Regions from separate parts of the Mus musculus genome. Here region 2 is linked to region 1. The links are chromatin loops, found by intact Hi-C in ENCODE. Cell type or tissue: heart. All regions are shown on one strand. Links, peaks and the distances in the headings refer to the core of each region. The heading gives the core; the rest is flanking DNA. Region 1 holds the start of Nipal3 (NIPA-like domain containing 3). Region 2 overlaps Ncmap (noncompact myelin associated protein).

Evidence for each region. A loop is a pair of places that touch in the nucleus more often than their neighbours do. Peaks named below come from ENCODE experiments on the same cell type or tissue, not always from the same donor. Only the 100,000 strongest peaks of a DNase experiment are listed, where the experiment ranks them.
Region 2: it touches region 1 in a loop (2.8-fold over the local background); 11 of 42 quality-filtered maps call a loop at or near these places.

What each region holds. Positions count from the first base shown.
Region 1 is chr4:135,491,150-135,506,149 of GRCm38, forward strand. Nipal3 (NIPA-like domain containing 3) reads right to left here and starts at 3,429. Exons shown (of 12, transcript NM_028995.4): 1 at 3,281-3,429; 2 at 1-133. It overlaps Stpg1 (sperm tail PG rich repeat containing 1), which reads left to right and starts at 4,838. Exons shown (of 9, transcript NM_030189.3): 1 at 4,838-4,997. In heart, for the core only: CTCF peaks have their summits at 2,821 and 3,604 (motif pointing left); DNase peaks (open chromatin) are centred at 2,942, 3,452, 4,812 and 7,192; H3K4me3 peaks cover 3,043 bases; H3K27ac peaks cover 2,263 bases; H3K27me3 peaks cover 436 bases.
Region 2 is chr4:135,375,459-135,390,612 of GRCm38, forward strand. It overlaps Ncmap (noncompact myelin associated protein), which reads right to left. Exons shown (of 5, transcript NM_145555.2): 2 at 5,194-5,380; 3 at 1,533-1,615. The coding sequence starts at 1,608. Among named protein-coding and RNA genes, the nearest start is that of Ncmap, 15 kb to the right of the region's middle. In heart, for the core only: a CTCF peak has its summit at 7,072 (motif pointing right); no DNase peak of the experiment used is centred there; H3K4me3 peaks cover 235 bases; H3K27ac peaks cover 772 bases; H3K27me3 peaks cover 1,286 bases.

The DNA of each region.
Region 1 (15,000 bases), core at 302-8,301:
TCGCTCCCTTCCTCAGCCAAAGGAGTCCTCTGATCTCTTTTGGTTGATTTACATACAGCCTTCCCGGAGAAGGAAGCGGTGTCTCTCCTCCAAGCAGATGGGTGAGGGTGTGTCTTCTGACTCTGGCCAAGCTCTGGGTGGTGGAGACACACATAAAAAATGCATGGACATGAGACTCGGCTTCACTGCTCGAGAAAGCTCTTCCCACAAAGTACGACTGGCCACAGGAAAGGAGACCCTGACAGCATGATTACCAAGCTTCTGACCCCCTTAATAAACAGATCTTTCTAAAACTCTACTCTTGGCTCTTAGACATCCCATTCCCTCTTCTCCCCTTCCTCCCCCAACTCCCGCTCCCCCCCCCCCCCGATTTAAACTCCTATTTCACCCATCAGCTTGAGGACAAGATAATGGGCCACCGACATCTGCTTCTCCTTGTCTCTGAAATCAATGAATCAATAGATCCCACGGCCATCAGGTTGGCAGCACCTGCTTACAAGCCCAGCACTCAGGGGAGGCTGTCACAGGACCCCAGGATAGCCTGGGCTACATAATGAGATCTTGTCTTAGAGCAAACCAAACCAACAGTAACAATGATGAACAACCACACCAAACCAAATCACGGGTGTTTCAACTTAGGAAGGAAAGACTATGAGGAAAATCCTCCACGGGGCAGGGGCGCTGTACTGGGAGGTGGGGCCTGATGCCCGGGTCAGCTTGGCTCTGGGTGATTCAGCATCTCATCTGTAAATTGTGGCTTTGAGCTGAAGCAGGGATAAAGATCACCCTGTTAGCTTAACTGGACTGCTGTTTTCAGTGTTTCTCACACTTGTCTCCCAAACAGAGAAGAGAAAATCCAAGAGCTCACAGTGGAAACCCTAACACTGTATTAAAAGGTTCTATCCAGCCTTATGCTTTCAAATATATATATATATATTATACATATTATATATAATATATATTATATATATATATATATACACACACACACAGAATAACCCCACACAAAGCACCAAACAAAAATCATATGAATTTATATTCTATTCTATTGTGCAAACTGTTTACTATACTTCACGTTGTAGTTGTTAATGTGTTATCGTCACGTATGTGAGTGTCTGAGGGTCGTCGTGTGTTTGTGGAGGTGGTGGCAGTCAGTCCTCTCCTCCCGCAGTGGGTTCCAGGGATTGAACTCAGGCTTCCAGCCTTGCCTGACAGCTGTCTTCGCCTGCTGAGCCATCCCGATGGCCTCTTGACATGTTTTGGATTGCTTCTGATCTGACATGTGCTACCTTGTGTACCTCAGCCAGGTTACCCCCAGCTTTTAAGCCAGTTTCCTTAGCTGTAAAACGTGACTCATGTTTCTGTGCCACGGGCTGCGCGGAAATCCGATGGGATGTGGTGTGCTAAGGTGCACAGAAGACAGCTTGGTGGAGCCAGTTCCTTCCATCCTACATAGTGGTCCTGGGGATTGAACTCAACTCATTAAGCTTAACCGCAACTACCCTGACCCACTAAGCCATCTTGTGGGCCCACTCCCCAGTGTAACCCTATAGGGTTCATTCATACATCTATGCTCTTAGCTCCCAGGCATCTACCCAAGAAAGAGTTGAGGGCCTAGGTTTTAAAAACCTGCGCATCACATAGTTTCTAGTTCCCTCTACCTCCTGTTCCACACCTAGGAAAAGCAACAGCATGCACTGATGTCACAAGACAGACAGGCACAGACACCAAATGCCAGCTTAGTACAGGGCAGCCATGAAGACCTCTCTGCCCAGGTTGCACCTTGTCAAAGGGCCTAAAGTTAAGTTGTTGCTGCTGCTATCATTTGAGACAGTATTTCTGCAAGATGCCTCCCATATGTTTTTTGATATGTTAGATCCAATGCATATAGGATCAACTGGGAACCATAATTTTCTGGGAAGACTGGGAGGGCATAATTATAATTACTCTTGGATTAGACTGCATGTGTGTGAAAGCAACTCTGTGTTAAATGTCTGTATCTCTGTCCTGACATCGTTAATATGGGGGTGCTCGAGAGCTCCTTCTACCTGGGAGAGACCTAGGGCTGCTTCCAGCCTGGAGTTGAGGGGGCCCTGGATTGAAGGCACCTGTCAGGTCCTCTGCTGTTCCTGGAAACCTAGCTCAGAGCCTGGCAAGGTAACTTGCATAGATGCCCACTCGACCAAATGTAATGCCCATGATACACTGTGGTTTAAAAAAAGAATGCCTTACTCAGAACCCATGGCCACAAACAGATATACCCAGCCCCACCCACAGGATGTCAGAAAATGCAAACAGGCCTTGGGAACCAGCTAGGGAGGACAGCAGGTTGTCTCCCCCCACCGCACCCCTCTGTGTGTGTGTGTGTGTGTGTGTGTGTTGAGTCACTGGCTTTTAAACAGTAGCTTCAACTCCCCTCTCTACCCAGGGAACCCCCAGAGCTCTGAATACCCAAAGACAGAGGGAGGAAGATTCTCCTTGAACTGCCGTGTAGCATCACCCCAAAGCCTCCGTGGACTCTGTAAGTTGCATTCCCTTATAAGGCTCACACTTTGGCCTGGTGATGGTTTATTGTTGGTCCAAGGCTGACATATGTCCAAGAGGCACACAGCCAAGCCAGTGTTGACAATCACAGTCACAGTTTATGGTCACTGACCCAAGAGAATTCACAAAGTGCTTGCTTCCACTCGAATCCCCCGGCCTCATCTAAATGAATAACTCCGTTAACCCCACCGAGCAAGTCTTCCAGCGAGCATAACAGCCTCGCGGCCATGAAATTGGCTGTAACTAAAAACAAGGGTGTGTGTGTGTGTCCGCGCGCGCCCCCCCGCGTGCGTGCATGGAGGTCTTGTCACCACCTGACGATTCAGTTTGACCAAAGAACGTCGGTTTCATGCCAAGCTTTTCTTTCCCGGGGCTTTTGAGCACTGAGGGGTGACATTCTCGGAGAGACACACCTCTGTTTCAGTACCAAGCACAGAGCTCCCTCCATCCACCTGCCAGTCGCACCGGCTATTTCCTGCACGCTGGAGCCGGCAGTACTGGCCTTCCACTTCCTCATCTGGTAACGCCCAGCATCTCCTTCATTAAGGCAAACCCGTGCCCACCCTCCTTGAAAATATGGAAGAGACAAAAAAAAAAAAAAAAAAAAAAAATCGGAGGCAACAGAACCCAAACTGACAAGGCTGGCAACAACAAGGGAGACTATATTTATACTAGGGGATCAAAACAGCAAGCCTGATTTCAAGTACCCCTTCCCTCAGTCATGACCGTGACTCACCCGGGACGTTCCTTCTAGATCCACCTATCCCAGGTTCCGGAGAAGCGACTCGGACACTCCGTGCCACCCCTAGGTACAGCCTCTTGGATCCCTTCCCAGCTCCGAGTTTCCAAGGGGCTGCAGTGTTTTGCTTTCAAAGGTGGAGACTTGATTTGTTACACTGCCTGCCAGTCCCAAGCTGGCGAAGCCTCTGCGCAGGCGAGTGGTTGTCGGGAGGGGATGGGCGGGACATCCTGAAATAATTGGCTGCGTCGCCAAGCTCGCTTGAAGCGTAGGGGCGACCTGACACTCACCTGGAGGAGTCCCCTCTAGCGGCCAAAGGAAGAAGTCCGGGCTGCTTTGGTCCCCAAGTTATGGCTGCTCACCTCCACCTGCCGGACAAGTAGGCTGGGCTTAAGCAGCCCGCCTGGTGTCCCCCCGCAGTCTGCGCTAACTGCCACCGACCGTCCCGGGCGGCGCCCCTGCTGCTTCCATCAGGTAGCTCCAGTATCGAAACCCAGCAGAGCCCTGACACGTCTCGGGGACCGTGCGTACCCCTTCTTTCCTGCGCCTGCGTCCCACCTGTTGGCTGTATTGCGTCCTTAATTTCCCGGTACGCCTGCAGCTCAGCAGCCCCGGTAGGCTGTCAATCATCCTAGTAGTCCCGTCCCCCCCCCCGCACCCCTCCCCCGCCCGCTGCTGTTTCCCAGGGGTTCGGCTGTGAGCATGAACCTGCGCGTGGAGCTTCCAGCGCGCTCATTTTTCAGCACGCGCCGTTCAGTCCAGAGCCGCACAGCAACCTCTGGGGGAGATGTTGAGATCACACAGGTTTTACGAGGAAATGACATTGGGGAGACCTCAGCGATGGAAACGCGGTAGAACTGGGAGGGAGAGTTTAAGAGAGGATGGAGCTGCCATATTGTATTATGGGAGATGCCCAAAGACCAACTGGGTCGGTGCGAGATTTTTTTTTTTTTTCTTGAGGCGTGGGTGGCAGGAGATGTGATCTGAGGAACAAGCGGGAGACAGTTTCTAACAGGGGACTATCCCATAATTTTAAAGAAGACGCTGGTGGGTTTAAGCCGGGCTGTGGCTAGGCACTGTGGCTGCGGTGAAACGGGTAAGGGGCTCTTGGAATACTGCACGGTTGCCCTTGGGGAATTATGTCATCGACCTTTCTGCTCTCACACTCAGGGTGTGGATGGATGGGTAGGAACACTTGGGTTTATTCCTTCGATGAGTCACAAAAACAACAAACCAAACAAACCCAACAACCAAACAAAACCGAAACAATCAAACAAACAAACAAACAAGAAAAGGGAACTGAACCCCAGAAACAAAAACCCTAATAGTTAGTTCCCTGCCTAACAGGTTCTCCTTAGCATTGTCAATCCGAACCCCAAAATTCTGGTAGCTTTTTTTGTTGGTTTTTGAAACGTCTCCAACGATTGGTCAACAGCTTTTCACATTAAAGACACAGAGGACACCCCTGGCTAGTTAGCCAGTTGCCTGCCGCCGGACTCTGGAATGTTAGGCCAGTGGTTGCCATAGCGACCGGGCGGGAGGGATAGATTGACTAGTTAGGAACCAGTTCCTGTTAAGGGACCGGTCCTTGAGGTCTTGAGGAGGATTCCGCGCACTCCATGGGACACCCACGGAGACCTCCATACTCCGGGTGCGTGCGGAATCTCTGTGGCCAGTTGGGTGGTGCCTCGGATGCCAGAAGGTGCCACTTGGGGTACGAGTGGGTCAGCTTAAGCCCTCAGTGTACCAACGTGAAAAGAGCTCCCCCTTGGGCCCGGTGAATGGTTGGACATCTGATGCCCCTACTTCAGTCTTTGAGGGGGTCTCAGAACTGGGCGGTGGGTGAACCTCCAAGAGCCAGCTCTAACAGAACCCTTTTGGTACTCCCGCGTCTTCCTCAGCAAGTCTTTATTCTGGACTCCATTTTGGCCAAATGAAAGGGTGAGACTGGCTTCTCGAAGCCACTAACCAGTTGGTACAGTTCCATGTAGGCCTTGAACACACTCTCTCACCAAGCAAAATAGCTAATGGGTCAATCTCCTGGGGCTTTGAAAGGTCTTTTGAATCTCCTGTGCCTTCCACTATCCTTTAGTAGGGATGTTTCAAGTTGGAGGAAATCAGGCTAGACCGTGACCATCCGTCATGACCCATCAAGTGCAGGAGGCTCACCTGGCAAGCAGCATCCTGGGCAGAGCTAGGTTATATCTGTTCTCTACCAACTGTACCAGCATTCCATGGAAGACTGGAAAGCAAGATAGATACTTGTTTCCTTCTGGTGGTAGAATAATGTACTCTTTGACAGTTTTATACTTTCTTAAAATTTTCCAAAAATTTGATAATTTGCGTGAGAAGCATAATTTTAAAAATCTCTTGCAACTTTTAAAAAATAGATTATTTTAATTTTATGTACATTGGTGTTTTGACTGCATGTGTGTCTGTGTGAAGGTTGTCAGATTGCCCCTGGAACAGGAGTTATAGTTGTGAGCTGCCATGTTCATGAGAATTGAACTCTTAACCTCTCTCTGAGTCATCTCTCCAGCCCCGAATTTTTTTTCTTTAAAGACAAAGTCTCACTATGTAGTCCTGGCTAGCTTGGAAAGCTCTATTTAAACCAGGCTGGCCTTAGGCTCACAGAGATCCATCCACCTTTTCATGTTGGCATTAAAGGAGAAAACATCACTCCAAAATTTTTTGTTGTCATTTAAAAAAATTAATTTTCACTTTATGAATATGGATATTTTTCTCTGTCTGTCTGTTTCTGTAGCACACACAGGCCTGGTGCCTGTGGTGGCCAGGAAAGGGAGATTATCAGGTCTGTTTACACTGGAGCTATATAATGGCTTGGGGCCTCCATATGAATGCTTAGAATGGAACTCAGGCCCTCTGGAAAACCAGTCAGTGCCCTTCACCACTAGGCCATCTCTCCAGCCCTGTTGCTTTGTTTTGTGAGATAGGGGTCTGGACATATGATCCAAGCTGGCCTAGAACTCAGCGTGTAGATCGGGCTATCCTTGAACTTCTGATCCTCTCGCCTCTATTTCAAAGTGCTTGGATTACACGTCCCACTGCTGTTGCTGCCGAACAAACCAGGGCTTTGTCTTCATGAGACACCATTCCCAGCGTTCTCCAACAGCAGCGTCCTTAACGGGAGGGCTAAAAAATGGTCCTTACTAAAACAGCAAGGTCACACGGCAATGCGGTTAGTGAATACTGGCTGCTTTCAGAGACAGTAAAAGGCACTGTTCTCTGGTCAGTATTGATCGCTGTTTGGAAATATCTTAATGTTTTAAAGCCATAGTTTCCCGTGATCTTATTAAATGTTAAAATCTTAGATTATACAAATTGCCCTCGCGAAGAAGAATCCATCAAGGAACACACAGTGAAGAAGAAAGTTCTAGACGGACTTAAAATTGCTTACTCAATTCCCCCATTCACTAAGATTTAGAGACAGGGAGAGTTCCTTAGGGCGTATGGGTAAAATGAATCCAGAGTCAGCTCATGAAAAATTAACTGCTTTGGAGATGAAACTGTGTACATGCTATTGACAACTAAATGAAAAAAACAAACAGAAAAAAGAAAAAAGAAAAAACAGAATAATAGCCCCAGCCACATGGATTAGAAAACTCTTTAGATCTCAGACAAGCAGGTGGCCCAATAATGTAGTCCCTGAGAGAAGTTACCTCGATTAGGGAGGGAGCAATTTCCAGGCTGCCCTGCAGGCAGGAGGGCAGTGGAAACAAACTCTAGTCTTCTGAATTGAAGTGCATTAGCATTGCAGCTTGGATGGCCCCCAAGGCCTGTTTGTTGAAAACCTGGTCCCTGGCCTTTGATGGTATTGGGGGTTTGTGGAATCTTCAGGAGATAGGGCCCAGTGGAAGGAAGTTAGGTCACTGGGTGTGTGATGTTGGAGGAGCTATTGGGACCAGCCCTTTCCTGTTTTTCTTTGCTTCTCTGGATGCTGTGGAGAGGACCCCCCACCCCTACTTCCACTATGCTGTGTTCCCGAAGTCCGCGCTGATGTAGGCCCTGAGCAGCGGGACCGATGAGGAGGGGCTGAAACCCTGGGAGCCGGGAGCCAATACAAGTCTTTAAGTATTTTGTTTAAGTGATGGGATGCTACCTGACATAAGGACATGGAGGTCAGAGTCCAGGGAAGGCAAAGAATGCAGAATTGTGATCTAAAATACCAGAGGAGACTGTGGCTTAGGGAAAAAGCTGGCAATCTGAAGAGATCGCTTTGGGTGTTGGCTGTGGAACCCCAGAGCCAAGGATACTTCATGTCCCCATAGGCCAGGATGGAGGGACACTGTGTTAGACAGGAGATAGGATGATTCCACAGAAGCAGTATGCCTAGTGACTGAGGGCGTGGCTCAGCTGGCAGACTGCTTGCCTAGCTTACATGTGTGTAGCCCTGAACTCGATTCCCTGCGCCACATCCAGGGGTATAAATGGTGATGTATGCACGCAATCCATCAGTCAGGAGGCGGTGGCAGGAGGATCAGAAGTTCCAGGTCATCATTAGCTCCATGGTGGGTTTGCCAGCCCAGGCTACAAGAGATACTGTTAAAAGAAAATCAAGTATCATGCCTTAGTAGTGACAATAAATGACTTCCAGAATAAAAACTGCTCTGAATCTTCCCAAGCCTGAACGCTTGAAGAAGTCAAACCTGCAAGTTACCAAAAACAAGCCAGGGGAAAAGAATGCAAACGCACGTACCCAGCAGGAAGATCCAGGAAAATGGACCCCAACCAGGAGAGCAGTACCAGCAATGGCAGATATTACAGAACCAGCGGAAAAGCACTCCAGAAAAGCCGTTACAGACTGGAGAAGACTCCAGAAAAGCCGTTACAGACTGGAGAAGACTCCAGAAAAGCCATTACAGACTGGAGAAGACTCCAGAAAAGCCGTTACAGACTGGAGAAGACTCCAGAAAAGCCGTTACAGACTGGAGAAGACTCCAGAAAAGCTGTTACAGACTGGAGAAGACTCCAGAAAAGCTGTTACAGACTGGAGAAGACTCCAGAAAAGCTGTTACAGACTGGAGAAGACTGCCCCCAGGAAGGCAGAGGACAGCATAGTCACCGTGAGGCTGGACGGGGAAGGTCTTTTTAAAAACAGAAAGATAAGAGACGCTGCCTAAGGGTGCAGAGGTTGGTTAGCTTTCTCTGCTGATAAAAAGGGAAAATGTGGTAGACAAGTGGTGTTCCCAGGCATCTTGGGGAGTCCCAGAAGAGCCCCATATTATGTATGGAAGTCAGGGTCCCCTCTTGGGGTTCTCAGTTTCATTACTAAAAGAATTTAAGAAGGAACACTAACAGAAGCCCAAGGACAAAGAACCAAGTCAAACAAGTTGAGGGCGATTGAATTAGTTTGAAAGGAGAAGCCCTTTCAAAGGGCAGGTGAGCTGTACATGTCATGGCTGCTGGGGAGGAAGGACAAGGGTGGAGAGGAGAAGCTGGCACAGAGATCAGCTACTTGTTGAGGACAGGAGCTTTAGAAAAAGATCAAATTCAAAGCATTGGGGAATTTGTAAGCAGGGCTCTTGAGCTCTGGATAGCATCTGAAAGAAAAAAGAGGAAATAGTTATGGCTAGGTGGTCAGACCCAGCAGATCCCCATGGCAACCGCTGGGGAGTGCACTGGGGGAAGGGGTGGATATTACCTGGTAACCTCCCTTTCCCAGTGATGGCCCCTAGACAGATCCCAGACCTGTCCGCTTAATTAATCCTCAAGGGAGGAGACGAGGGCCTGTCTCCACTAAGGGGTAGAGTCCTCCTTCACAAAGGAGAGACCCAGATCCCACATCCCTGCTCTGAGGAGATGGAGACAGCAGGCCCCCTGGGACTCCCTGGTCAGCAGGTCAAATCAGTCAGCTCCAGGTTCATTGTGAGACCCTGTCTCAAAAATGAAAGGGAGAAAGGGAGGAAGACATCTGGTGTGGTGTTTCACACTCAGGCATCATATGTATACACATGAATACTCATGAATACATACACATGAATACATATACACATGAATACTCGCGGTCACAGGGTAGCATTTAGAAATGAAGGAAATGTAAGTGTAGGCGTATATTTTTCACAACCTACTTTAATAAGGGTCCATCCTTCCCTCGAGCCCACCACCCACCAGATGCAGTGGAAAGAGAGGTGATTAGGATGCAGGGGAAGCAGACATGTTTAGAGATAGTTTTGGGGGGCTTTTCCAATCTTCACTGTTCCCAGTGCAGTCCACTCAGCAGACACCACACACGAATCAGTAGTGGCAGCTGGATCTAAGAGAAATGGCCAGGTTCAATAATAGGCTGGAGTCCAGGGAAGTGGGCAAGAAACTGCAGGAACCACACAGGAAGGAAGCTCTTTGGAGAGTTTCTCTCAATGATGTCATCACAGGCGAAGTTCGACAACGCAGTGTAAGGCGAACCGATACGTGTGCATCGTCAGTGAAGATGGGTGAGTCAGAGCGCCCACTGTCTGTAGGGTCATTCTTATATTCCTTCTGGACATCATGCATCCTTTCATGGATCTGCTATAGCAAAAAATCCTTTCACCTGTGTCTGCTTCGGCAAAACATTCCTTCACCCTTCTGCCCCAGCAAAACACCATTATAGCCTAATTGAGTTTCCAAAGAAACCAGGACTTTCCGCTTTATATAGCAATTAAAACGAAAACAGTTGATGAGGTCCACAGGTGAGACTAGCTTGGTGAAGCTGAAGCTGGAACAATCTAGATGGTCTAATGGAGCACAGAGGTTAAACCAGGCCGAGCTTCAAAGACAGACAGACTCTCGGCAACCTTTAGGAAAACACAAGTGACCTAACACATGTATAACTGTCACCCTGGAAAAGGGGAGAGCAGAAAAAAAAAGGTCTGCGAAATGGTCTCAGAATCCAATGGAAAGCATAAGCCGTCAGGAAATGCATCGAATCCCAAATATTAAAAGTCCTGAAGAAGCCGGTAGTGGCGCACGCCTTTAATTCCGGCACTCGGGAGGCAGAGGCAGGCGGATTTCTGAGTTCGAAGCCAGCCTGGTCTACAGAGTGAGTTCCAGGACAGCCAGGGCTACACAGAGAAACCCTGTCTCAAAAATAGGAAAAAGGAGGAGGGGGAGGAGGAGGAGGAGGAGGGGGAGGGGGAGGAGGAGGAAGAGGAGGAGGAGGAGGAGGAGAAGGAGAAGATGAAAAGTCCTGAAGAAAACCATGCCAAGGCACCATCAAAATTAGATCAGTGAGAAAAAAAAAGAAAAAGTAGATCATTGAGGGAGCGGAGCTGCAGGCGGCAGAGCACTGGCAGTGGGGAGGGGACCTCTGGAGGAAATGCCTCTGTTCTGTTTGCCATCTCCCACTGTGATAAAGGTCTTGTCTGAAAGCTACTTAGGGAGGAAAGGGTTTACATTCTTACCGCAGTCATGAAAGGAAGTCAAAGCAGGAACCTATGTGCAAGTAGGTTCACCTTTCATCTCAGCACTCAGGAGACATAGGCAGAGGGGACTTTGAGGCTAGCCTGGACTACATAGTTTCGGGACAGCCAGGGCTATGTAGTTAGACCCTGCCTCAAACAAGACAAAAAAAAAAAAAAAAAAAAGTAGGTGGAAGCTGTTGTGATGCACTCTTTAAAACCCATGACTGGAGAAAGTGAGGCAAGTTCAAGGCTAGCCTGGGCTACATAGCTTATTGTCTTTAAAACAAAACAAGAAAACAAAAATTAGGTTTGTTAAAAACAACAACAAAAACAAAAGAAAAATAAAACCTCTGTGAGTTCAAGGCCAACCTAGTCTACATAAAAAGAGTTCTAGACCAGCTAGGACTACACAGCGATGCCCCTGTCTCAATAGCAAAACAGCTCCTCAAACAAGACAAGAAAAAGCACCGAGCTTGCAGAGGGAGGGAGGTAAGAATTACAGTGAACCTCTCTATAACTGTGGGGGCCAGGAGGTGGGGATGCAGCGTGGGGGCAGAGCTGGTGTCTAGCATGCTCCTAGTCCCAAGTTCAGACTTCAGAATCAAAACAACAGGGAACCACATTTAGGGCTGGGGTTATAGGTCACTGCATGGTCCTGGGTTTGAAGCCCAGTTTTTTGGTTTTTTTTTTGTTTTGTTTTGTTTTTTTTTTTGTTGTTGTTCTTTAAATGAGGGGCTGGAGAGATGGCTTAGTGGTTAAGAGCACCGACTGCTCTCCCGAAGGTCCTTAGTTCAAATCCCAGCAACCACATGGTGGCTCACAACCATCTGTAATGTGATCTGACGCTCTCTTTTGGTGCATCTGAAGACAGCTACAGTGTACTTAGATATAATGATAAATAAATCTTTAAAAAAATGAAAGAAAGAAAAAAAAACTATCTTTAAATATGAAGGAACAGTTGGTTCACACAAAAAAAGGCTAGGAAGGGGTATAGATATTAATAGTAATTAAAAGACAGCTGGAGGGGATATTAATAAGAACTATTAGCAAGAAATATTAATAAGACAGAACAGGAATCTTACCAGAGCTAGACAGAGGCATTTCAAAAGTACCTATAGATCACATGTGTGCAGGCATCCCTAACAGTGTGCATTACATGTGTGCATCACATGTGTGCATCCCTAACAGTGCTTCAACATACATGGAACACAGGGAGAGTTCTGGAAATAAAGAAGAGCCGCCAGTGGTGCTGCCCAGGGGCCGCCAGCACATCCCTCAGCACTGCGTGGGAAACCGGGGCATAGAAGGCGTGAACACCAACACTGAGCAGTCCATCAGGGTGGCAACTGTGCAAAACTGTAGCCAACCATATAGGAAAACTCAAAACCAACCACAGGAAGAAGTCTGGGAAATTCCCCCAACGGCTTGGAAATGAATTACCCGACTTCCACGTTTCAAAAAGAAGTCACAAGGGTTAATGGTGTAAACCGAGAGGAAAATAAAAACGAAACGCATCAAAATATACGAGGTGCCATTAAGACGGTACCTCTGGACAAATTTAAGGTTAAAATATTGGTTTTATTCTAAGTGGTAAGAGAAGTCCGAGTTTAGTGGCCCAGGCTTTCTCCTAAGAGTTAAAAATAGCATGTGGAACTCACAGAAAGAAAGGACATGGAAAAGCTGTTTGCTTTTGAAAAGGTGGTTGTTAGAGCCCTAGCAGGCCTGTCAACAAAAGTCTATAAAGTGTAAATTGTTAGTACAGGGAGTAAAGGAAGGCCAGCTCTGCAGATATTAAAAGGACAGTTTGGCCAGGTGTGGTGATGCACACGCTTAAACCCAGAGCTTGGGGCACAGGCCAGCTGCCCTGCATAGTAAAGCTACCTAGTGGGACCCTGCCCCCAAACAAGCCAGGGCAATAAGGAACGTTTTGAACAAAGTTATGCTAATGAACCTCATGGCGGTGAAACGGAGACGTTTCTTTGAAATGTGCTTGTTTTCCAGGAGAAGCTGACAGCATTAAGTCACGCAATGTATCGCCGAGAACCTTCCCTCAACATCAGACCTTGGCTTCATCTGAATGGAAAGAAGAAAGTATTTGAGTCCTAAGCAAACACTTTGAGGATAATGCCAATACTAGGAAGTAAAAAGAGAAGCAGGGTCGACAAGATGGCTCAGCAGGGAAAGGTGCTTGCTGCCAACCTGGTGACCTGAGTTCAATTCCAGGGAACCATACAGTGAAAGAAGAAAGTGAGTCCCCTCAAATTGCCTTTGGACCCCCAAATGTGCATGCCCAGACACACAAATGGAGAAATAGTGGAAAAAAAGAAATACATACTTTTAAACTCATTTTATGAAACAAAAAGCGAGGACATTTAAAAAAAATAGAAGAAAGCTACCGTTTGGTAGCCTTGTACATAGGTCTGGAAGTCTACATTGCAACCAAAGTAGCACTAATTACAGAAATTCTAGATTTAAAAAATATTTTAATTAGTGTAAATCAGTTAATATAACCGCAAAGAATACCGACAGGGGTCATGTGTACAAACAAAGATGAAGTGTTCCATAAAATTCAATATCTGGTACTACACAGGAAAAGAGTTGTAGGAAATTAGGATTAAAAATGAAAAATATCTTCTATTAAAAAAAAGAAAAGAGGGCTGGTGAGATGGCTCAGTGGGTAAGAGCACCCGACTGCTCTTCTGAAGGTCCGGAGTTCAAATCCCAGCAACCACATGATGACTCACAACCATCCGTAATGAGATCTGACTCCCTCTTCTGGAGTGTCTGAAGACAGCTACAGTGTACTTACATATAATAAATAAATGAATCTTTAAAAAATATTAAAAAAAAAAAGAAAGAAAAGGAAAACTTCCTAGAACCAAATGTGGTACACACCTTCATTCCCAGCACACAGGAGGTTGTGGCAGGAGGATCACAGGTTCTAGGCCAGCCTGGATTATTAATATATAAGGAGACCTTGTCTCCAAATTCAACTAACCTAACAACAACAACAACAACACCCTTGTAACTAGCATCAGACTTTATGCAGAAGGCCTGCGTATCCCTACTCAAGCTGGTATTAAGATAAATATCTGCTCTTGTCAGCTACCTTCAGGGTGTGCCCCGGGCATTGCAATGTTCCAAGGGAAGAAAGTAATGGCATACATTAGAAAGGGATGGAATAAGCCCGGTCTTTTATGGATGGATGGATGGTTATCTCTATTAGAATTCCTAATCTACAGTGAAGCTTTTAGAACTGAAAAAACAGGGCTAAGTTGGAGAACAGGATCAATATATAAAAATCACCAGAAATGGAGAATTGGAAACAGACGACTGGGGAAGCATTTCAGGGGCAGACGGCTTGCCTGGTATCATCCATGGCCCGGCTCCAGTCTCCAGCACCAATTCTCATGTCAAGACTTTTAAGAGAGTCCATTTTCGTGACATAGGAATATGAACCCCCTAGGGTTGCATTTAAGAAAGTCTACGTTGGGATGGGGAGATGGCTCATAAGACAGTGTCCAACGGGGACCTGAGTTAGGATCCCCTGAACCCATTAAAAGCCGGACACAGCAAGCAAGGTGAAAGGCGGGGTCTAATACCTGAGGCTTGTCCTCTGACCTTCACGCGTGCACCGTGGCACTCTCTCACAAAGGCCCACAGAGATGTGCAATAGCGATACATTCATAAGTACAAGCTGCTGCTGAGAAATGCAAGTATATCAGAATAAACGGGAGATCTGCCAGATGAGTGGCTCTCAATACTCAACGAAGCTGAGATATTCTCACGGAATTTTTGATGCAATACCAATCAAAATCTAGGAAGTATTTTTAAAACAACAACAACAAACAAGTAACCTTTCCTTTCTAGGTGTGTGTGTGTGTTTACTCATATGAAGTGTGCAGGTGCCTGTGGAGGCCAGAAAAGTGCATCTGATTCTCAGACGCTGGAGTTCCAGGCTTTCTGAACTTCTCTGTGTGTAGGCGCTTGGAAAGCGAACAGAAGCCCTTTGCAGAAGCAGTGAATGCTTTTAACCACTGAGCTGTCTCTCCAGCCCCACGAGGACTGGGTCAGTAGCACTTGATCAGCTGATGGTCACATTTGTGCCACATTGTAGAAGGGCAGCCATTGTGACAGGAAGCACGGAAACCGGCAGAAACCAGTTCCCCGAGGGAAATGCCTGCAAACGCGCTTGCCAACTTTGTGGCATACAGATAACCTTAATGTCTTAGTCATGGTGGTATATGACCCAATTGTACCCACTGTCAAGACGCATACCTTTACCGCTGATGAATTGAACTGTATGTAAATTATATC
Region 2 (15,154 bases), core at 3,710-11,709, 110 kb before region 1:
CGGAGACTAGACTACAACATTATAAAACACTAACATACATGACTGGAAACACAAGGTTCAGCTAAAGACACCAGATACAAGACCAGAGAGATGGCTCAGTGGTTTGTAAGTACAGGCTGCTCTTCCAGAGGACCCAGCTTCCATTCCCAGCATCCACACCGGCTGTAACTCTAGTTTCTGGGTATCTGGCGCCCTCTTCTGGCCTTCACAGGTACTACACACAGTGCAGTACACTTACATGCTAGCAAACACTCATGCTATATTAAAAAAAAAGCCAAATACAAAGAACACATATGGCTCTCTTCCCCATCATAAAAGACTCAAAACCATATGTAACTAATCAGTATGTGTGTGTGGGGGGGCATCCTTTGAGGAACAGGATCTTGAAGTCATTGGTATCCCTCCGTTTCTGGTGTCACGGTGAATACACTTTGCTGTGGAGTTACCTCCATCTGATCAGCCTGTGGGCCTGTGTCTGCAGGGCCATTTTCCTGAATAATGATTGAGGTGAGAGGTCCTGGGTTGTATCAGAAAACAGGCTGAGCAGGCCATAGGAGCAGGCTAGTGAGCAGCACCCCTCCCTGGTCGCTGCTTCCGTTCCTGCATTCCTGTTCCTGCCTCTCAGGTTCCCATGACGATAAACTGTAAGCCTTAAGCTAAAATAAACCCTTTCCTCCCCGAGTAGCTTTTAACGATGGTGTTCATTACAGCAGTAGAGACATAAACTAATATACAAGGTCTCGTACAGCTCAAGTTGTTCTTGGACTTAATGTGTAGCTGAAGATAACCTTGAACTCTCAATCTTCCCGTTCCCACATCGCCAGTGCTGGGAATAAAACCCAGGCCTTTATGAGGGTCTGCTGGGCAAACGCTCTACCAACTGAACAGTGGTATTGCACGCCTTTAATCCCAGGACTCTGGAGGCAGATCTCTGAGTCTGAGGACAGCCTGGTCTATAGAGTTAGGTCCAGAAGAGCCAGGGCTACACAGAGAAACCCTCAAAAACAGGGGGCAGGGGGAGAAAAAATAGTAAATGAGCTGTTACCTTTTAATTCTGTTGTTGTCATCTTCAAGGCAGAATCTCCCTCTGGATAGCCCTGTCTGGCCTTTGAACTCACAGAGATCCTCCTGCCTCTGCTTTCCCCAGTGTTGGAATTAAAGGTGTGCACTACCAAACTTAGCAAGCAGTTAACTTTTCAAGGAGACCCACTTCAGTCTCTTGAGAGATTCGAACTCCCATCCCTCCCTGGACTCCAGGACTTGCTGGAGACAAAGAGGAGCAGCAGCTCATTGTGCCACGGCGCTTGGGGTGGTTAATGTGCTGTGCGTATCTACAGGAACCAGGCCCTTCCTCCTGGGGCTCATTTACACTCTCACAACAACCTCTTGCAGGGTCTTCATTAGGATGCTCTGTCTCACAGGTGAGGGAACTGAGGCCCAGGACAAAGCAGCCATGTAGGGTTGGCAAGTGATGGGACCAGGAAGCTGACCCCAGAACTGGCCCTGGCCACCTTCCCCCAAGTCCACCTTACTCTTATACAGGGCGTCCTCTCCCCTGGTCATGTTCAGCGAGAAGACGGCGTCCCCCAAAGTGGTGGCTGTGGTCATCTCGCCCCTGCTGAAAACAAAGGAGAACTTTTGCTTACAACTTGGATTAGGCTCTCGGTCTTAGCACCACCTTCCTTGAGATTCCTGCGCCATGAGAGGGAAGAGGCGGAAGAAGAGAATGCGCAGGCTGAAGCGCAAGAGAAAAGAGATGAGGATGAGGGCCAAGCAAACCAGCCTGTGCCCCCACGACGCCTGCGGGAGCAGAAGTGAGGGATGCTCAAGGCCGGGACACCGGAACAAGCTGTCGGACTGTGTGCTGCTGTCGGTAGTAAGTCTCAGGAGACCTGCAACGTCACCTCGTCACAATCACCTGGGAAAATGACTGCCTTTCCTAGGACCAAAACAGTCCCGCTGGCCCTCTGCCCTGGACCTTTGGCACTCTGGACTAGTTCTGGTCTCTCTTGTGGCCAAGTGTAACTCATGCACAATCAATCCTCTTGCTGTCAGCTGAAGAATCAAAAAGCAAAGAAACAAACAAACAAAACCAAAAAACCTTGGATTAGTCTTACCATGCCCGTACAAAGCCTCTTTCCCTCATTTCCTGGATGATCCTAGAACTCTCAAACACACAGTTTCTTTGGACAGCAAGTAAAGATGAGGCCTGTTCCTAAAAGCAGTACCCCAGAAGTGTAAGGAACGTCCCTCCCTCCCTTCTCCCTTCCCTTCCTCCCACCTCTTCTGACAGGGTCTCACATAGCCTAGGCAGCCTGATGGTGACCTTGAACTCCACCTCCCCAGGTGGCTGGGATCACAGATGTGCGCCGCCACCTTGCTTGGCAAGGAACTCGGAACTTGGTTTTTCTTTTTGAAATATTTTTTATTTATTTAGACTTACTTTATTTTTTGGGTATGAGTCCTTTCACTTGTCTGTCTGTCTGTCTGTCTGTCTGGTGCAGGTGGCAGTCAGAAGCAGGCATAAGACCTTTTGGGACTGAATTTACAGATGGCTGTGTGCTGCCCTGTAGAGTCTGGGAATAGAACCCAGGTCTTCAGGGAGAGCAGCCAGTGTTCTTAACCACTCAGCCATCTCTCCAGCCTAGAAACTTGTGGGGTTTTTTTTTTTCAAAGCAGTGTGAATTCATTACACTTCTCCTAGGTCACTAGTAGGAAGACAAACTCAACCCAGTAAGGTCAGGGTGGGTTGGGAGGTGCATAGTTAGATGTCTCGCCACCAGGAGGGAATGCCAGGATTGACCGAGCATGCCTCGGAAGCAGGCTGGTGCTCTAAATTGGTTGTTCTGAACTACAGGGGTCAGGAAAAGACGGGAAATAAGCAAAATTTCACTTCACTATTTTAGAGTCTGAGGATCTAGCTCAGTAGTAGAGCAAGTGTCTGGTATGTGAAGCCCTGGGTTTTATCCCTCTATATCTCTATCTATAGATCTACAGATCTAGATCTAGATAGACAGACATAGATATTTAGATACATAGATATATAGACGTAGATAGATAGATAGAGAGAGAGATAGATAGAGAGATAGAGATAGACAGAGATAGAGATAGAGACAGAGACAGAGATAGCTATACAGATAGACATGTGCCAGCTCCGCTGGATTGCTGAGACAAGGAACCCGCCTTTTCCTCTTGTTTCTGTTCTGGCTGCCTCAGGTTTCAGCCCCCTACTCTCTAGACCAGCGGCTCTCAACTTTCCTCATGCTGTGACCCTTTAATACAGTTCCTCATGTTGTGGTGACCCCCAATCGTAAAATTATTTTCGTTGCTACTTCATAACTGCAACTTGGTTACTGTTAGGAATCGTGACGTAAACATCTGATATGCAGGATACCTGACAGGCGACGCCTGTGAAAGGAGTCGGGACCTACAGGTCAAGAACCTTGCTCTAGAGTAAGGCCCCCAAGCCCTTCCGCCAACATTCTCCCAGCTACAATGGAAACAGGGACAGGCATCTGCCTGAGACATGAGGGAGGCCATCTTCACTCACTTGGAGGCTCTGTCAACTACTACCATAAGACGGATCTTGGTGGCCTGGCCCTGTTCATCTATAGGCCAGGCTCTCCCTTCAGTTTCTCTGCCCCACTGCGAGTTCAGGGTCCTAACTCCCACCCTGGTTCTTGTGATTTTTCAGGGCCTCCATGGCTCAGCTCCTCCTCCAGGAAACGTACAGGGCTCTACAGACCTCCCCTGTCTTCTGTCCCGGGCTCTGGTCACCTGATTGCCTTAGACAAGCTGGGGTGGGCCACATACTCCCCAGCAGGAAGAACACAGCCTCAAGCCACCACCCTTCCCTGAAGACTCCCACCCAGACAGCGTTAGCAAGGTTGTTCTCTCTTGTCCCACAGCCTCTGTGAGTCAGAAAGCACAGCTAGTGTCCCTGCCTTGTCTTTGCACACTCCCTGTCGCCCCCTGAAGATATAGCCTCGTCTGGTTCTTCTTTAGCTCTGTCTACCAGGTACAGCCTCATCTCCCTGTTGCCAGTGGGAGGACGGCAGCAAGGGACAGAACCCCTCCCAGCTTCTGCTTGTCTGAAAATGAAAGGCCTGGCCCTAAGGGAGCTGAGACTAGGACTAAGCTGTGAGCACTACTTTTTGTTTTTTGAGATGGCACTTCATGTATTCCAGGTCGGCTTCGAATCCACTATATAGCTAATGATGAGCCTGAACTGACCCTCTGGCCGCCACGTCTCCAGCGCTGCTGGGATTATAGGTGTGTGCACTGAGCCTAGGGCTTCACGCTTGCTAGGCAAGCACTCTGCCCACTGAGCAACATCTCAAGCCTGGAATGTGTTGCTATTAGGAGTTCAGTGAGCCTGGGCATAGTGAGAATTCCTGTAATCCCAGCGCCGCAGAGATGCAGGCAGGACGGTCAGGATTTCAAGGTTATCCTCAGCTCCAAACGGAGTTGAAGCTAGCCCAGGATAAGTGAGATACTCTCTCTAAAGAAATAAACAAATACATAGGCTAAAGATGAGAAATCAGGATGGCGGGCTCCCTGCTCGGCTCTTGAAGACGGACCCCTGCCTTTGACGCCACAGTGAGGCAGACGTGCTAATAAGGCGCATTTGCCCAAACCTTCTGTGTAACCCCAGTACAAGTACCTGCTCCCAGTACAAGATGCCACAGAAAACAGGGTTTCCTTTCCCATGGCTTCCCATCGGGACCTGAGGCTCAGAGCTACAAAGCTCACTCTTGTGCTCAGTTAGTCTGCAAACTGAAGAGCAGCCCCCTGGAATGCCCGTGTTCTGCCACCCCTCTGCCCTGAGATGCACCTGGTGGGAGCAGTGACCAGTCATTGCAGTAACACTCAGATGCACACATACACACACACATGCATACACATGCCCACTCCCACCCACTCCCTGATTCACACAAACATACACACATGTGTACTCATGCACACATATAAACACATAGCCAAACATACATACACCCTCATACCCACTCCCACTCATTCCCCTATAAATATACACACATGTACATATGCACATATAAACACATATACACACATACATATGCCCTCATACCCCCTCGCATCGTTACAGATTCATTCAAGCATACATATATGTATACACATAGATACACACATGTATAAACACACACACACACACACACACACACACACACTGACCAGTGAGTAGTCTCCCAAGGACACAGGACACAGGATCCTCCTCAGGTCCGTCCGGGTTCACCTCCTGGGTGCTGGGTTCAGGTGCCGGTGGCGGCCAGTCACTCCTCCTTCAAGAAGAACAGTGAGCAACCCCAGAGCCGATCTTGCCTCATGCCGGCAGCGACAGCTCTCAATGGCATCTCTGTTCCTGCCACATCAGAGAAGGTGGGAGGAGGGCGGTGAACACTGATGGCTACGGGTGTGGATGCTTTCATGTGTGGGGGCCCCAGCAACCGTAGCTAACCAAGCCAGACCCAAGACAGGGGACTGTGCATGCCCATGGCCGTGGGACGTCGGGATACTCGGGACGGCAAGGCTGGCCTTTCCAGACCACAGCTAATTTCACAACTACGGTAATGAGCATGGCTCTTGGCCTCCCCAGGCAGGATCCTATTCCACCCTCATCCTCATTCTGGAGGGGAGGGTGCAGCCACGGCACCCACTGCACAGAGGAGGCATCCGAGGTGCAGAGTAGACAGGAGCCCCACCTAATGTAGCTGTTAGCCAAAGCTATACCAGGCCATAGGCTGAGTTCTGGGACGCCCAGCCAGTCACTGTGAATCCCCTCCCCCTCCCTTAGACTGCTTCCCAGAGAACACACACAGAAGAGATGGCCTTCGTGAGTATTGAGATGGACAGAAACCCAAGATGGCTAAGGATGGTTCCACTCACAGAGCCAGAATGCTTACTCCAGCTTTGATCCCAGCTCCTACCGTGCCGGCTCTTGAACACACTCTGACATACTTCAGCCTAACTTTACTCAAGCTAGCGTCTCCGTCTCCACAAGAGCCGGTTGTTCCCTCTGCTGGTTAACTGGTCCTGTGTGGGGGCTGGGCTGGGAAGTGGCGGAGGTCATGACCCTTTACATACTGACTCATCCTCCCTTTGACTCCCCCTGGGGTCAAGTGTAAGAACTGTTATCAGGAGGATAAATGCTGTCCCCCTCCAACACCTCAATACATCTCCGCCCTAGCCCTCCCTGTGCTTCCAAGCTTCTCCCTGGAGAAGACAAGAAAACCAAATCCCCAGCAGACAAACTCACAAATATCCACCCGCAACCCAGAGTTTCAGTAAAGCGATTCGGCTTCCATGAGTGCGACAGAGCCCGGTAGGTAACACTCTTGCCTAACACACAAGAAGCAGCCTCAGGCCGGGCGTGGTGGCACACGTCTTTAATCCCAGCACTTGGGAGGCAGAGGCAGGCGGATTTCTGAGTTCGAGGCCAGCCTGGTCTACAAAGTGAGTTCCAAGACAGCCAGGGCTACACAGAGAAACCCTGTATCAAAAAACCAAATAAATAAATAAATAAATAAAAGAAGCAGCCTCAGGCTCAGTCCTCAGCACTGTATCAATGGTGTCACACCTGAAACATGGAAGGGTCAGAAATTCAAGGTCATCATTGGCTACACATTAAGTATGAGTTCAGCCTGGGCTACATGAAACCCTTACCTCAGCAATTAAAAAAAAAAAAATTAAAACGTGAAATCGGGGCATTTGCTGCCAAACCTGATGATCCAAGTTTAACCCCCACATGATTTATGAAGAGGGGGGACTTGTACAAGTTGTCCTTTAAGCTCTACCCATGCATCATCAAACATACACAAAATAAATAAATAATTAAGAAGCTTAAATGAGATTAAAGAAAAGTTCCGACTTTCCGAAATACTGGCGCTTTTTGGAGCTACAGACAATGACGATCACTTTGTCATCACCCCACCCCCAATCTCGCTGCTGGCCCTATTCCCTTTTACCATCTTTTCCACAAACCAAACCTGTGAAACCTCATGGATTCCCTACTGCGGATAGCAGCGTGGCAATTCTACCTCTGTCCAGCAGGTGGCGGTAGCAGTTAGCGGTAGGTCGGTAACTAGCCTGCGGAACCCAAGCGTCTAAGGATTTCTTCCTACCCTGGAAAAGAGCAATTCTGTGGTCTCTGAAAACGTTCTTCTTGGTTAAATATCTTCCATTTCAGCAATCCTTAAAGTGGGCTATCGGGAGCCTGAAATATTTATAATGGCTTTTATTTTCTTTTCAGAAACACAGACTTGGGAAGCTGTGGCTGTCTTGGAACTTTTTACATAGAGCAGACTGGCTTCAAATTCCCAGTCATCCAAGAGCTGTGCCCTCATGCTAGGCTCAAAAATTTTTTTTTTTTGGTCCACGATCCCTGCCTGAATTCTGTCATTACAACCCAGGCCTCCTTACCTTACCTGTCTTTCACAGTTCCTGTTTGGACCTGTTCCAGTAGAGCTTTTCCACTGGTCTTGTGGGAATTAGATTAGATGGGAACTGTAGCTGGGTGTGATGGCACACACCCAGGAACCCCACCACTGGGGAGGATCGTGAGTTGGAGGCCAGCCTGGAGCTAGAAGGCTATGTCTAACAACAACAACAACAACCACCTAAGCCGCAGTGTCTGGGGTATAGCTCACTGGTACAATGCGTCCCTGGCCTGCCCTAGGGTCATGCCCTGGGTGTAGTGGTAAACCTAGCACTCTCCGACACAGAGCTATAGGCAGGAGAATCGGGAGACAAGGGCACGTACCTGGGGTGAGATGTCTGTCTGAAGGGAGTAGGGAGAGAGGATTCTACCAGCCACGGACACTCCCCACTCTCTGGACAGACAGACAGGTGACTGATCGGCTGCTGGGGTTAGGTAGATGAGCTACAGCGGAATCTAAGCTCCCCGCCGAGGCCAAGGGAGAGATCTTCACTTCTACTTCAACACCGGCCCCCCCAGTGCTTCCTCATCTGCCACATCCTCCATGAGAACCCCAGGAGGCAGCTGCTCCTGTGTCCACAGCCTTCTCCTTTACAATCAGGGAAACTGAGGACCAAGAGAGCCTCGGGATGCATGTAGAGAGGAAGCGTGGAGCAGGGTACAGCAACAGCAAAGAGAGGCATAAAATAACTCGCCCTTGACCCACAGTAACAACCAGGCCTGTCGAGAACCCCCACCCCGTTTCTCTTTTAGTGCCCTGCTGCCGTGGCAGTATTGCTCCCATGAAGCGAGAGAACTCGGAGTTACTGAGTCACTTACTGAAAGCAAGAGGCAGGAGAGATAACTCAGCAGGTAACAGTGCTCAGAGCACAAGCCTGACCCAAGAGAGAACCGACTCCCCAAAGTCATTCACTCTCCCTTCCCCCCACTTCTCTCGCTCATATGCACACACACATGCACCCACACCCCCATGTGCACACATTGCACACATCATATATACACATAATAGTAATGTTTTCCCCCACCCCACAGTCACATACAGGTGTGCATATGGAGGATAGAAGTTAACTTGGGTGTCATTCCTCAAGTGCGACCCACGGGTTTTATGAGACAGGATCATTTGCTGGCCTGAAGTTCATCACATACTGGCTTAGGTAGTGAGCCCCAGGGATCCTTCTGTCTCTGCCTCCCCAGCTCTGGAATGAAAGGCACTGCCTGCTTCCCAGCTTTTTATGTGGTTGCTGGGGCGTGTCAAACTCAGGTCCTCACGCTTGTGCGGCAAGCATGTCATTGACTGAGCCATCTCTCCAGCGGGCCTCCCCCATTGTTTTTAGATGTATTGATCTTATTGTAGTGTGTGAGAGTTCTGACTGTGTTTATCCACCACATGCTACCTGGTGCCCAGGTCAGAAGAAGGTGTCAGAGTTCCTAGAATTGGAGTTATAGATGGTTGGGAGCCACCGTGTGGAGGTTGTAATTGAACCTGGGTCCTCTGAAGGAGTAACCAGAGAGCTCTTAACCACTAGCCATCTCTCCAGCCTGTTTTTGTCTGTCTTCAGAAATAAGGCCTGGGGCTGGTGATATGGCTCAGCGGGTAAGAGCACTGACTGCTCTTCCGAAGGTCCTGAGTTCAATTCCCAGCAACCACATGGTGGCTCACAATCACCCATAATGAGATCTGATGCCCTCTTATGGTGTGTCTGAAGTCAGCTACAGTGATCTTATGTATAATAATAATAAAGAAATCTTTTTTAAAAAAGAAAAAGAAAAGAAAAAGAAATAAGGCCTGTTAGAAATGGGAAAGCAGGGCTGGAGAGATGGCTCAGTGGTTAAGAGCACTGACTGCTCTTCCAGAGGTCTTGAGTTCAATTCCCAGCAACCACATGATGGCTCACAACCATTCGGAATGAGATCTGATGCACTCTCCTGGTGTGTTACAATCTACTCACATATAATAAATAAATACATCTTTTTTAAACAAAAAGGAGATCACTATAATAATTCCGGTTACTCTACACGGTGAACTGCTACAAGTTTGAAGTTTGAGTCCAGCCTGATCTTACTCTGTAACTCCACCCCTTACCTCAGTTTCCCAAGTGCTGGGGTCACAGAGCCGTGTATCGTGTGTGACATTGTCTGGATTTGGGTTCCTGCCTCTCCTTCTGCCATTCCTGAGGACGTGGCAGGCTCCAAGTGCTTACCATGTGTGACTTACAGAGAGAAAAGCTCGCTGGGGTGGGGGCTCTCAACCCGTGGGTCCTGACCCCGTTGGGGTAATGTCTCATATCAGATATCCTGCCTCTCAGATAGTTACATCACAATTCATAACCATAGCAAAATTACAGTTATGAAGTAGCGATGAAATAATCTCAGGGTTGGGGTCAGTACAACGCGAGGAACTCTATCAAAGGGTCGCATCGTAGGCAGATTGAGACTCACTGCTCTGCTCAATGGAGACACGGTGTCCCAGGAACCCAGTGCTCCAGTGTCTAGGCAGGCCACCCTTTCAGGGAGCCCATATCTCCTGATCTGTAGCCTCACACGGGAGCATGGCAGAGACCCTGATAGCTGGAATGTTGGCCTGAGAGGGAGGGAGGGGTCCTGGATTTAAATCTTACCTTTGTTGCTCATTGGCTGCGGGACTGTTCCAAAGTCACTTGTTCCGTCTAGTGTACAGCTTTCTGTCCCGTGGAATGGGACAGTCGGGACCCAGTGACCTTCCTCTCAGCTGCTCACTACCTTAAGACGTTGGGCTTCCTGAGTGGTTCAGGGTGTGGCCCCTCACCCTCCCCACGCTGGCTTGCCTAGCACAGTCTCTATTCCAGAGAGAGTACACCCCCTGTTTCCTGCCCAAGTCAGGACCTGGCAGGGCAGGGCTGCAGCGAGGACTGCAGACAGACCAATCCCAACTTCTGAAGCTGCCCGCGGTGAGCGCTGGACGGCTGCCAGTCACAATAGGCCTGAAGGTACAGAGGGGCATTTGTCCGGGGACCGGAGCCTCATGTAAACCTGTGCTCTTGCTTTGGCAAGCCACCTCCTTTTCTCCACAGCCTCTGGGGCTGCAGTAGCAGCTCCTGCTTGGCTGTGTGTTTGAGGGGAGGGGGGGATGGGCACGCCATTCGGATCCCTCTGTGGGGCTGGAAGCTTCGGGAAGAAAGTGGGTGGGAAGAGAGGCAGACCGTCATTTGTGCAGGGTCACACTGAGGGTCACAGAGAGGGTAGAAGGACTGCACAGTGGAAGACAGGAAATGCTCTGAACACAGCCAGGGGTGGTCAAGAGGGCCAGGGACTGGTTCTGGACTCCCTCACTGACTAGACAAGAGACTGTGGGCACAGAACTCCCTTCTCTTCTGGCCTTGGTTTGCTCTGCTGTAAAATGGGGTGACTGTCTCCACCTCAGGCTGAGAGGACTCTATCAAATAAAGTTATTAGTGAATACCCAGTGAGGTATAGTAACAATAACGGTTTGGACCCAGACGGGCTTGGATCTTCATGCTACCTGCTAAGCAATTCAACTGGCAGTGTTTACCTACAAGGCTGTAGCTTGATTCCCCATCACAGCATAGACTGGGCGAGGTGGTGCACACCTGTAATCCCAGCACCCAGAGGGTGAAGTAGAAGGGGCAGGAGTTCAAGGAGCTCAACAAAAGAGAGTATTAGTTCCTTGCTTGCTGCCGTGACAAAACTCTTGACAAAGTCAATGTAAGGAAGGGCTTATTTGGCTCACGGTTTGAGGAAGGGCTTATGACCCTCAACGGCTCATGGCCCTGTTGAGGGTACAACAGTCATGGAGGGGAGGGGCTGGTGCAAAGAGGTGGCTGGCTGGTCACACTGTGTCTGGAGTGAGGAAGGAGACCGGTCAGGAGTCGGTTGCATGGTGGTAGCTACTGGCACTCAGGTGACATCTTCCCTTGCTCTCCCAGGGTACCCAGTGGTGCTGGTAGAATTTCGGACGGATCTGCTCATTTTACTTATCCTAGTTTAGGGACGTCCTCATAGACAGGCCATGAAGCCTGCTTCTTGTGGGATTCTGTCGAGTCAATATTTCTCACCATACCTCTAAGGACTTTTTATTTTTTAACATGGGGGTCACATTTTCTTCCACCTTAAAAAGTGCTGCCCAGTTTCTTTTTTCCTTGTTGAGACAGTCTTATGTCATAGGCCAGGTGAGCCTGAAATTCATGATCCTCTGACCCCAGCCTCCTATATTCTGAGATTCCAAGGGGGAGAGCCCACAACTGTCCATTCCCCAACCATGATTTGATTTGATTTTACTTTATTTGTTTGTTTGGTTTGGGAGACAGGGTTTTTCTTTGTAGCCCTGGCTGTCCTGGAACTTACTCTGTAGACCAGGCTGGCTTTGAACTCAGAGATCTGCAACCCTGAGTACTGGGACTAAAGGCGTGTGCCACCACCGGCCCGGCTTCCCTATCTTTGACTTTAAAATAAGCTATAATCTCATTGGAGGGCCTTCAAAATATTGTGGGGCTCCCTACAGTACCTGGTGACTCTCACATGGGTTCAGCATTCTCTAGGTGCCTGTCTGTCTGGGCATCCTGTCCCAGCCTGTCCCGTATCTGCCGGACCCCGTGTCTTCACCTCTGAGGATCCTCTCCAGACCTCAGAGTCCTGGGACCTGATGCCTCACTCTCTGCAGAGCTGAGCTCAGGGCCTTGGTTTGTGAAAAATGTCCTCTTGTGAAAATGTCCTCTTGTGAAAATGTCCTCTTGTGAAAATGTCCTCTTGGTTTGTGAAAAATATCTACGTGGCACATATTCTGGTCCCAGAGGCTGAGTATATGCTGTGTCTAGAGGCTGATAGGATCCCAAGAATTTCAGTTGTGGGCAGGCCATCCTGCTGTGGCCAGGGCCTCCATGTGTTTTAGCTGGAGTGGCCATGGTGAACACTCCTAATGGCTCTGTGCCTGAGGCCTCACACTCTCATCTGTCTGAAGCCCCATCGCATCCCCTTTACCTCACACCCAAGGACCCTTAGATTCCAAGAACCTAACTCATCACAGTTGCAAGTATCAGAGGGAGACCCAGGCACCTTGTGCTTCCCAGAGCCCCCACTGTCTCCCTCAGCAGGCTGTAGGGACTATGGAAGATACTCTGAGGTGTGCAGAGACCAGACAAATGTATTGGGCACAGAAGAGGCTGGGTAGACGCCCTGGATGTGTCAGGGTACTGAGCAGGGAAGGTACCCTGTCACTGTACGTTTCTGGGAACTGTGTGTCCCCAGCTGGCTCCGAGTGTCAGAGAACCCTGGCCAGGAGGGGCTGTTGCTAAACAGGCTAGCAGGGACTTCATTTCCTTACCAAGAAGTCCAGAGTCGCATGTTTACCACAGAGCAGAGCGCTACAGAACTATGACACTCTGTCCATTCGGGTGCCTTTAAGTAGCTATGAGGGAGAAGCTCAGAGTCTTAGAGGAGAGGGGTGAAGGCAGAAGGCCCTGGGTCCAAAGCTTATGTTGGGGGCTTATCGGCACCATTTACTCTACAGAGATTGGTAAGGCAGAGAGAGGAAGAGAGATCTGGCTGGGCTCAACTGTGGGAATGCAGACTGGGTGGGGGGACAAAGGACATTCAGGAAGGGGAAGAGGGTTGCCTGGCCTGGGATTCTGGACTATACAAAAGGAGAGGGGAACTGTCATGCTCTGCTTCCTGACTCTGGATGCAGTGTGACCAGCCGCTTCCACATCCTACCACCATGCCTCCCACGCAGTGATGGACTGTGTGCCCTTGAACCGGGAGTCAAAATAAACCCTTTTTCCCTAAAGTTTGTTTGTTTGTTTGTTTAAATAGACTTATTTATGTATGTGAGTATACTGTCCTACGTTCAGACACACCAGAAGAGGGCATCTGATTCCATTACAGATGGTTGTGAGCCACTATGTGGTTGCTGGGAATTGAACTCAGGACCTCTGGGAGAGCAGTCAGTGGTTACTGAGCCATCTCCCCAGTACCCCACAAAGTTGCTTTTTTATCGGGGTGCTTTATCATAGCAGCAGGACAGTAGCTGAGACAGCGTGGGTTTGCTGTTAGGATAAAATGAAATATGTATAAAAGCCCTCAGCTGGCACAAAGCCGCACTGGACAGATTCGCTTCCTTACCGAACCTGCTGGATGGTCTCCACGCTCGCCCAGCTTGCAGTCCAATCAAGACAAAATCAGAGCTGGGGTGGGGGAGGAGAGAGGGTAAGGGGGAGGTGGGGGGGTGCGTGGTGCTTAGTCAGTCAAGCACTTGCCCCAAAAGCATGAGGACCCAAGGAAAAAGGCTGGGTGTGGAGGGGTCTATCTGCCTGCCTGTCTGTGTATAATCTCAGGGGTGGGGGGTTGGGGAGTAGAGGGAGGTAGATCCGTATGTAGATCCTGTATAGAGCACCGAGTGCTGTGACACACATGGGGGAGTTGTCTAACAAGGAGGAGTCCCTGAGTTCAGGTGACAGCCAGGTAGAGGAGTGTAGAAACTCACAGGCTTCAGACCCTGAGCATCTCTTTTGCCTGGACTCTGATCAAAACCCAGAGGGCACCCGGAGAGCAGAGGCAGGTGGATCTCTGTGAGTTCCAGTACAGCCAGAGCTACATAGACCCTGTCTCAAAGTCAAAATCCAAACAAAACAAAACAAAACAAAAAACATAAAAGAACACTGGAGACCGGGCGGTAGTGGTGCACGCCTTTAATCCCAGCACTTGGGCAGCAGAGGCAGATGGATCTCTGAGTTCGAGGCCAGCCTGGTCTACAGAGTGAGTTCCAGTACAGCCAGGGCTACACAGAGAAACCCTGTCTCGAAAAAAGAAAGAAAAAAAAAAAGAAAAATCAAACCAAACCAAAACCAAGCAAACGACAACAAAACAGGACGCTGGAGCTGGGTCTGGTGTTATATGATCCTAACCCCAGCATTCATGACTTGGAGACAGGAGGAGCAGAAGTTCAAAGCCAGTCTCAGCTATATTGTGAATCTGAGACCCTGTCTCAAAAAAATCAGGCTCCCAGGGCTGGCAAAATGGCCTCGTGGGTAAGGACACTTGCCTGTAAGCCTTAGCAGTTCCCCACATGTGTGCCATGATGTACGGACCCCTCCAAAATAAATAGCTGTAATAAAACATTAAAATCAAAACAGCACCCAAAAGATCTCAGTGGGTAGTCACAATGCAACAGTCACACCGAAGGCACTAAACGAAATGGGTCACATAACAAAGCCGAAAGTCATGAATCTGGGAAAGGGACAGACAGGGAGGAGGGCGGGGTTGGGGAGGGAAGGGATGGTGGAGACCGGTGTGTGTGTGTGGGGGGGTGAGATGGGGAAAGGAGAGGCAGCTAAATGTATCATAAATAAGTGTTAAACTGTCAAGGAACTAACTTAATCAAACAAAGGAGACCGGAATTCTGTACTGGGAAGACGGCCCAGCCAGTGAGGTGCTCGCCTGAGTTCACACCCTAGAACCTGGGTAAAAGCCATGCGTGGTGTTGGGGAGATGGACAGAGAGGAATCTCTGAACCTCACTTGACTGCAGGCTTAGCCTAATGGATGAGCTCTGGGGCAATGAAGAGTGGTGTGTGCCTGTAATCTTACCACCCAGGAGGCAGAGATCGGAGGGTCACAAGCTCAAGGTCACCCACTGCTACAGGGCCAGGCTTGGCTACCTGAGACCTCCTCTCAAACAACCCAAACCAAACCAATAAACAGAAATAACAAC